2 separate regions of the Homo sapiens genome follow, and region 2 is linked to region 1. The links are chromatin loops, found by intact Hi-C in ENCODE. Cell type or tissue: GM12878. All regions are shown on one strand.

Region 1 (4,000 bases):
TCCACCTCATGCTGTCTGATCTGTCCCCATTAAACCAGGCTAACGGGTTTTTCTTAACAACAAAGACCAGCAGATGGTTTCTGATGTCAATGATGTTCATCTCGTATTCTGGTTTGGTTTGCTTTCACTACCTCCCTTCTCTGCTTTGAAGGTTATTTTTTCCTCAGTTTCAGGGTCAAGGAGACTCATAAAAATATGCAAGGCAAATAATGTTTTTAAAATGTAGCCCATTTTCACCTTTTTTATGTCTCATTGGCTGTAATGTGTGTTTGTAGAGACAAAGTGTATCCATTTTGCTTCACCAGCTAACAATACAAAGAATGATAAATGGCTGTTATTCCTCCTCCTCCTCCTCCTCTTCCTCCTCTTCCTCCTCCTCCTCTTCCTCCTCCTCCACTTCCTCCTCCTCTCTTCCTCCTCTTCCTCCTCCTCTCTTCCTCCTCCTCCTCTTCCTCCTCCTCCTTCTCACAGTCTTCTCTTCTGAGAACCTGGCCCCAGTAGTGTTACCTTGCCTGAGGACTCCTTGCTGAAGGAGGAAAGGAGTAGGTACTGTAATTCTTTGTCTAGTTATTACCCAAATGAAAAATTCCAAGATAAATAGTGCTTGCATCTCAAAGGGTGAAAGGATAGAACAATGGCCTTGTGCTGTTTCTATATACTCTCTGTAACAACCCAGGCATAGGATGGCACCAAATCAGGAGGAATATAAAGGGAAGGTGTTCAAGGCAAGTAGGAAAGTGCAATGGCATGAGGAGGCTTGACAAGAAAGGGCAGACAAAGCTGCGGAGACAAGCTTCTGGTTTGGATCAGCAATCCTAGAGGGGAAATGTCTTTGAATTGGAAGCTGAAGATCTGGGTGCTAGATCAGTTCTATAGTTCTACTAGTACTAAAATCTTGCCTCAGTTTCCCTCAGCAATATAACACCACTATCTTTCCTCAGCATATAAGAGACATATGAAGCCCTTTGTAAACTGTAAAGCAGAATCTAAATAAATATGAAGTCTCAAGAGCCATACACTAGAGATAGCCCAGGTGGGAGCTACCTGTGGAATTAGGAAGCAGCTGTCCTCTGCTCTCTTTTTGCTTTTCCAACCTGCATTCCTTCTTTTCCATAAACCACAGCTTCCCAGAAAAGTACTCTCTGGTGACTGAGTTTCTCAGATTCAGTGTTTCTTCTTCCCAGGCTCTGGGTTTCTTCTTCCTGGGCTCTGATGAATGGCTTCTCATTATCCAATACCCATCTATTACCGTCACATAGACAACATCCTCTGCTCACCTATTCTGTCTCCGATGTGTCCATAGCAGTGATAAAGCTAGTCTCCTTTTGTGTCCAATCAAGCATCAGTTGCCCTTATGTGTTATTCCTGTTTATGGCCTGGGAGAAAGTATAACCTCTAAAGTAACCTTTGAACAGGGTGAATCACATCTGTTATGTTGTAATTTATTGGTTTAACACTCAGGAGTCAATATTGTATCTCCTTAAAATTTATCTGGGCACATTTCACAGTCACATCCATATACTTGGCATCTTTAGAAGGTGGAAGTGTCAAGAAAAGGGAGGTTTTAAGACTGAGGGTAGTGTTGGCTTTTGCTATTGCAGTGTCTGAGCCGTGAAGCCACATCACATGGTGAGTGTGAGGGTTCCTCCCCTGCGGGGAATACCTGTTTCTACTGCCAGTCATCCTGAGGTAGGACGGAGTGGGAGAGGACATCCCCTCGGGTGCAATTGGGTCTGAACTTAATTTGTGGGGATGCCTAGAGGTGCCTGGGGAGTCAGGCCTACTCTTATTATGAGGAGGTCTATTGCAAGCTCTCCAGGAACTCTTGAGGTTATGGTCAGTAGCAGTTATAAGATAGTTTCCACATCATTTTCTGTCTTCCTACTTTACTAAAAATTAATAAAAGCCACTGTCTGGTCTGAACTGTCCTCCGGGGAATTAGTGGCAACAGGGTCCCCACACTGAGGGCAGAGTGGAAGCATTAGAGTGGGCATCATGAGGGACAGCTGTCCCCACCAGGTGGCTATTTTACAAAGATGGTCAGTGTTGAGGGTTAAGAAGCAACAGGGATCTGTGGCATAGTTCCCTTGAGGCAAGACCTAGAGAAACTCCCACAAATAACTGGCAAGGCGCTTTGAAGGAAGTGGACCAGTGGGTGTTAGAGTCATAATAAGTTGAATAAGCAAAGAGGATGTAAACCTATTTTGTGGTCACAGGCCCATGTCACTGGCAGCATTGAGTTACAGCAATGTCTTTCAATACTCTCCACTTCTCTTTCTTTTAAAACCATGCTCACCAAGTGACCTTCAGATAATAATTTAGCTTCCCAAATATTTGCCAACAGGGAGAGAATGCACTGGCATCGACGGAGTGCGCTCCAGTTCTCCTGGAGGCTTTATTTTGCTATGTTAATCAAATTATTCTTCTGGTCTACACAGCAAATTTTTATGAGTTTGGTAAATATGAGTCAGTTCTGGAATGATTATCTATCATGTAAACAAACAAAATTAGATTTTAGTCCTGCAAAGACGAAGGTGAGATCCTGGGCCATGCCCTCTGTGTTAGTCTCCTAGGGCTGCCATTACAAAATACTGCAGACTGGATGGCTTCAAAGAAGCTTATTTTCTCTCAGTGATGAAGGCTGCAAGTCCAAGATCAAAGCTCAGGCCCAGTTAGATTCTCCTGAGGCCTTTCTCCTTGCTTCGCAGGTGGCTGCTTTCGCACTGTGTCCTCACATGGTCTTTCGTCTGTGAGTGTGCACCCCTGGGGCTTCCTCCTCTTACAAGGACACTAGTCGTGGGGGTGAAAGGATAGAACAGTGGTGGTGTGCGGTTTCTATATACTCCTGTAGCAACCCAGGCACAGCACCACGAAGGATGGCACCAAATCAGGAGGAATAGAAAGGGAAGGCTTTATATGCAACTATCCTTTGGGTCTAAGGCAGGTTGTGACATTAGGCTAAAAAGACTGCCATTTAATGGCAGTATGAGCAAAATGAGGTAATGACTTCATTTAACCTTAATTACCTCTTTGGAGTCCTTATCTCCAAATACAGTCACATTAGGGATTAGGGATTCAACATATGACGGGTTGGGGGAGGCGGGCACACAATTCAGTCCATAACACCCTCACTCTCCTGTCCCCCACTCCAGGAATACCACTCCGTGAGGCCTGAAAGAGCTAATTGCTTTCCCTAAATGACCCCTGTCTTTTAACCCCTCTCTATGGACAACATCACCTCCCCGCACCTTTCCCTGTTGTCACCATTGATTGAACATCAGGAATCTCCCAAACACATGATGACTCTCACCCCAGAATCAAATCCTCCTTTCTACCCTCACTCCTGCTGCCACCCTGGGTGACTTCCATGAGTGTAAGACCCCACGCCCCAAACTCACATCTTTACAACCATCTCTGTTAGACCTGTGTGTTCAGGTTGACCAGTTGAACTACTCCTTTCTTCAGCATTTTCAGCTCGTAGATCCATTGTGGTTCCATACAACTCATTTTGTAGGCCTTCAATCTTGGATACATCTTAAAGTCCACTTTCTATTCTCCAACAACAGGGGGCTGAGTGTTTCTGGAGAAAATCTAAGTCTTTAGATTAGTACAACAATTAATCTACAGTCTATGACCTCATTTGGTCATCAGAGAAAATTCATTTTACTTTCCTCTCTCTTTTTTTTTTTTTTTTTTTGAGACAGGGTTTCACTCTTGTTGCCCAGGCTGGAGTGCAATGGCACAATCTCGGCTCACTGCAACCTCTGCCTCCCACGTTCCAGTGATTCTCCTGCCCCAGCCTCCTGAGTAGCTGGGATTGCAGGGGCCTACCACCACGCCCAGATAATTTTTGTATTTTTAGTACAGACAAGGTTTCACCATGTTGGCCAGGCTGGTCTTGAACTCCTGACCTCAGGTGATCCACCTGCCTCAGCCTCCCAAAGTGCTGGGATTACAGGTGTGAGCCACCGCATCTGGCCTAACCTTCCTCTCTTAATGC
Region 2 (4,000 bases), 150 kb after region 1:
AACTATTGATTTATAGAACAAACAACTCTCTGGAGATTATATGCCTTAAATTTTACTTGAAATGTTAGAAAAATATAAACGTAGGTAATTCATAGGTTTTGAATATTTGTTATTTTAAGAATTATATTTTAATAGAAAAAGTAAAATCCTAAATCATGTCATGTGATACATTATCATCCATAGCACAATAAGCCTGTTGTTTGGGCCCATGCATGCCTGGCTTTCCCAGATGGGCAGCATTGCTGCATATCTTGCAAATTCAGCATTAGGATATAGTAAATGTCCTACATAACCAATGGTGCAACTAAGTTACCCTCACACATGATAGAAGCAGTTTGGCACACACGACTGGAAGGTAGCTTCCAGCTGACTTGAGTTCCCTGTCCTTCACCTTGACCTTCTAGGTACTTGGCAGCCCCTCCACTCTTCAGACACTCAGTTCTCCTGCTCTTTCCTTTCTAACCCCAGCGCCACCTTCAAAATAGTGAAATTCAGTATTTGGTAAATTATATTATTTACATTTGCTGATTGTGATTACACTGCTGGGTAAATGGATTTCAGTCAACATATTTATTTTCTGATCTTTAAATCTCTAACTGGGAAAGAAACCACTTGTGCCAGTTAAAAATCTTAGATTTATACTATTACATCTGGGATTAAGAACAACAACAACCAATCTCAGATTCACCACAGAGGAGAGTGAAGATTGGCTCTCCATGGAGTTCAGTGGATCTCTTCAGTTGCCCTTGAAATCTCAGCGAGTGAAATAAAGGGGACTGGCCCAGTTGATGGTGTCCTTCTTTACAAGAAGGACATTCCCTCTCTAGCTTCATTCATAGCAGGTGGTTTTCCGATGCCTTTTGTTTTGTTTTTAAAGCAGTGGAAGGCTTTCTTGAGTGAAACCTAAAGGGGACAAAAGAGTACGCGAAAGAGATGAAAGTGGCTGTGTTGGGGGAGCCTGAGTCCTCCCTTCTCCAACCACAGGATCCCTGAGAGAGGTCCTTCCCAAGGACGGTTTGGAAACCACACCATCATTAGTTTATCTGCAGCATACTTCTTCCTGGCCACTCTTTTTATAACATGACCTTTTCCCTTCCCTTCCTATGTACAGGATCTTCTCCCTAATACCACTCCCCACAATGATGAATGTTTGTTCTTCCTCTCTCTGATCACACTTTCGCTGTTCCCAGTGGTGGCAATACTTGTCCTGGGAGGCCTGTCCCCTACACTCCCCAGTATAGCGATGTTGCTCTTATCATGGGTAGCATGCCACCAGGTCAATCTTTAGCCTTCAATGAGCAAATTACTAGGATTTCAGAGCAAAGGGCAACAAGCACATAGGAAAGCTCCTGATGGACTCTGAGGGGTGTGGATGGGGTGGGGGAGGTGCACAACCCCGAGGAGTGTGAACTTAGGATACCTCAGGCATGGGGATAGTGATGGACAGAGGAAGCCCTCTCTATTGAGGGAAAGAAATAAAGCCTGTCTCTTGCCAGCACATATGCGTTGGAGATGGAAATTAAACTGCAAATGATGCTGGAGAAAACTGCTGACAATAATGATGATTACAGCTGTTGAAGCAATAAAGCTGGAAAAAAGACAAAAAATGTGGTTTAACAGTGCAGAAAGAATACCAGCTTCAGTTACTTATATGAACTGCTTATTATTTAGCCTAATTACTATCATTTTAGCAATCATGCATACTATTAAATGTATCAGATTTATTTGTGTAAATTTTATTTGATTACAATGTTAGATTCTGTTCTTTGTCAGCTGAGTCATGATAGTCTGTACTTATGTTTACTGATCAATCTTACATTTTACTTACTCTTTCTCTGCAAGTTCATAGGTTTCTCTTTCTTTTAGATGAATCTGACCTTTCTAAGATTAGCTAGTTTGTGTATCTTGTCACGCTGAAGGCTGAGTGTTTGGTTATAAAAGACTGCTTATGTTGTCAGTAGAACAGGCAGGCATTAGAAGATTGCAATTCTTTTTCTAACTTATTCTGGGAAGCAGGTATTTCGATGTAAAATACTCTAGCATGCCTGCGTGGAGGCTACAGACAGCTCTGCCTGGTTAGGATGAAGTGGGGACAGGAAGAGAGGCCATTGTGAAAACTCCTAAAATATAGAATAGCAGGAGCAAAGAGGCTCTCTAGAGAGGAACTGAGTGTTTTTATATGAAATTGTGGCCACATGAAACTCAGAAGACTCGAAATGGGAAACCTCAACATTTGTTGGTTTGTATTTTATGAGATGAGGTCAGAGAGAAGAATTTGGCTGGAGGGCGCTCCAGAGCAATTTGTACCTATTTGGAAGTTAACGGATGACATTAAAACTGCTAAAAGATGATCTGTAGTTTCAATAGCCTTTTACATCCTGTTCTAACAGTGAAGTCATTGAAGATAGCATTGCTTTGAAGGGATGTTAGTGATCATGCAGCTATTTTAATTCAGGGGGAGATAAAGAGGCTTCTTGATTCTTAGTTCTCTTTTGGGGTTAACGGAAGTGGTTTTCCATTCAAGATTCATTCCTGTTTCAATGGTATACATTAGAAAAGCTACTAGTAAGAACACCTCCAGTAATGTCATATATTTGTTAATTTGGAGAATGAGTGCCTGTTAGACCAGGAATACCTCAGAAGTGGTTTTTCAGTTTTGTATGCCAAGGGGCCTGATATATGGTAAGTGCTCAGAATCAGTACTTTGAATTATGTTTGCAAATTCCCTCTCTTAAGAAATGTCAGTAGGTAACAGTAATAGTAGCTAACATTTGTTGGTTGTACCTAATGCCTGACACGGCATATGATCCTTCACACAGATGATTTCTTGGAATGGATACAACCACCTTGGGAGGCAGACATCACTGTCCTTTTTACAGAGGAGGAGGCTGAGGCACAGAGAGGTTAAATCATTTTCCCAATAGACAGAAGCTAGGAATCAGTTCCCAGTCAATCTGACTGCTTATTTCATTGTTAAGTACTGTGCCATTGTGTCCCCTGTGTTGAAAATGTTAAAATTAAAAATGGTATTAAAATATTTGAATAGTTGTTAAATTGCAGTGTTAAGTTATAATGACATGCAAACATTTTCCAAATAATACTAAATTATTCAATATATTACCCAAAAGCAAAACGGTTTTTAAAAAGAATTTGATTTTCTTTGGCCGATTTACCAAACATAGAAGGGTGACCATATATATTATCATTGAAACTAAAAGTGAAAGGGAGCGCTATTCATAATTTTGTGGTGGTAACAGGAGTAAACTGTATTGTCCTGGCAACTAAGATATGCCATCACCCTGCTGATTATTATTTGTTCTACTAGATCTTTGAGGCAAAAAATATTAAAACAATTCTTTACATTTTTAATTTGTAGGAGGATTCCTCAATGTCAATGTAAGCGAAGTCAGTTTTGATGAAATTCATCAACTCTTCTCCAAGGATTTAGATATTGAGCCAGGGGGTCATTGGAGGCCAAAAGACTGTAAACCCAGATGGAAGGTGAGGTAAATTCTTTTCATAAGCAATTTGATTGTTACTGAGCATTTGAGGAAAGAATGTGCTTGATTCAGAATACAGAGACAAATGTCTTTAAGTCTTGATAAATTTAAAACATCAAAAGTTTTGTCTTTAATGTTTACTATTTATAATTCAAATGTGATTTAAGTGTTATGTGTGAAGACTGTAAATGCACCTGTGTAGATACAAAATAGATGCTCGGTTCATTCTCTTTGAGTTCCTGGTAATAAATACGTGACTTGAGTTTGGCTTGGAAAATAGATTTTTTTGTTGTTCTGTTCTGTTTGGAAGAGAGGCTGTGAGTTCCCTGCCTCCTGCAGCTGTCCCTAATGATTACTGACACCTGCAAGCATAGCCTCACCAGTTTCTGAATTGTGAGAACTCACTGGGAGGATATTAATATCCCGATTTTCAGTTTGTTCTGGCATTGGGGTCTTCAAGCTCTGTTTCTCAGAATCCAAGATTATAAAGAGGCTGCTCA

The links. Hi-C counts contacts between places; a loop is a spot of excess contacts. Peaks named below come from ENCODE experiments on the same cell type or tissue, not always from the same donor. Only the 100,000 strongest peaks of a DNase experiment are listed, where the experiment ranks them.
Region 2: a loop joins it to region 1, with 2.6 times the contacts of the local background. A loop is called at or near these places in 1 of 110 quality-filtered maps.

The regions. Positions count from the first base shown.
Region 1 is chr18:31,790,125-31,794,124 of GRCh38, reverse strand. No RefSeq gene overlaps it. Among named protein-coding and RNA genes, the nearest start is that of SLC25A52, 31 kb to the right of the region's middle. RefSeq lists an enhancer at 1,495-1,554. In GM12878, no CTCF peak of the experiment used is centred here; DNase peaks (open chromatin) are centred at 1,724 and 2,174; H3K27ac peaks cover 1,008 bases.
Region 2 is chr18:31,644,856-31,648,855 of GRCh38, reverse strand. B4GALT6 (beta-1,4-galactosyltransferase 6) reads left to right here. Exons shown (of 9, transcript NM_004775.5): 4 at 3,377-3,501. Among named protein-coding and RNA genes, the nearest start is that of B4GALT6, 38 kb to the left of the region's middle. In GM12878, a CTCF peak has its summit at 2,296; no DNase peak of the experiment used is centred here; H3K4me3 peaks cover 674 bases; H3K27ac peaks cover 3,265 bases.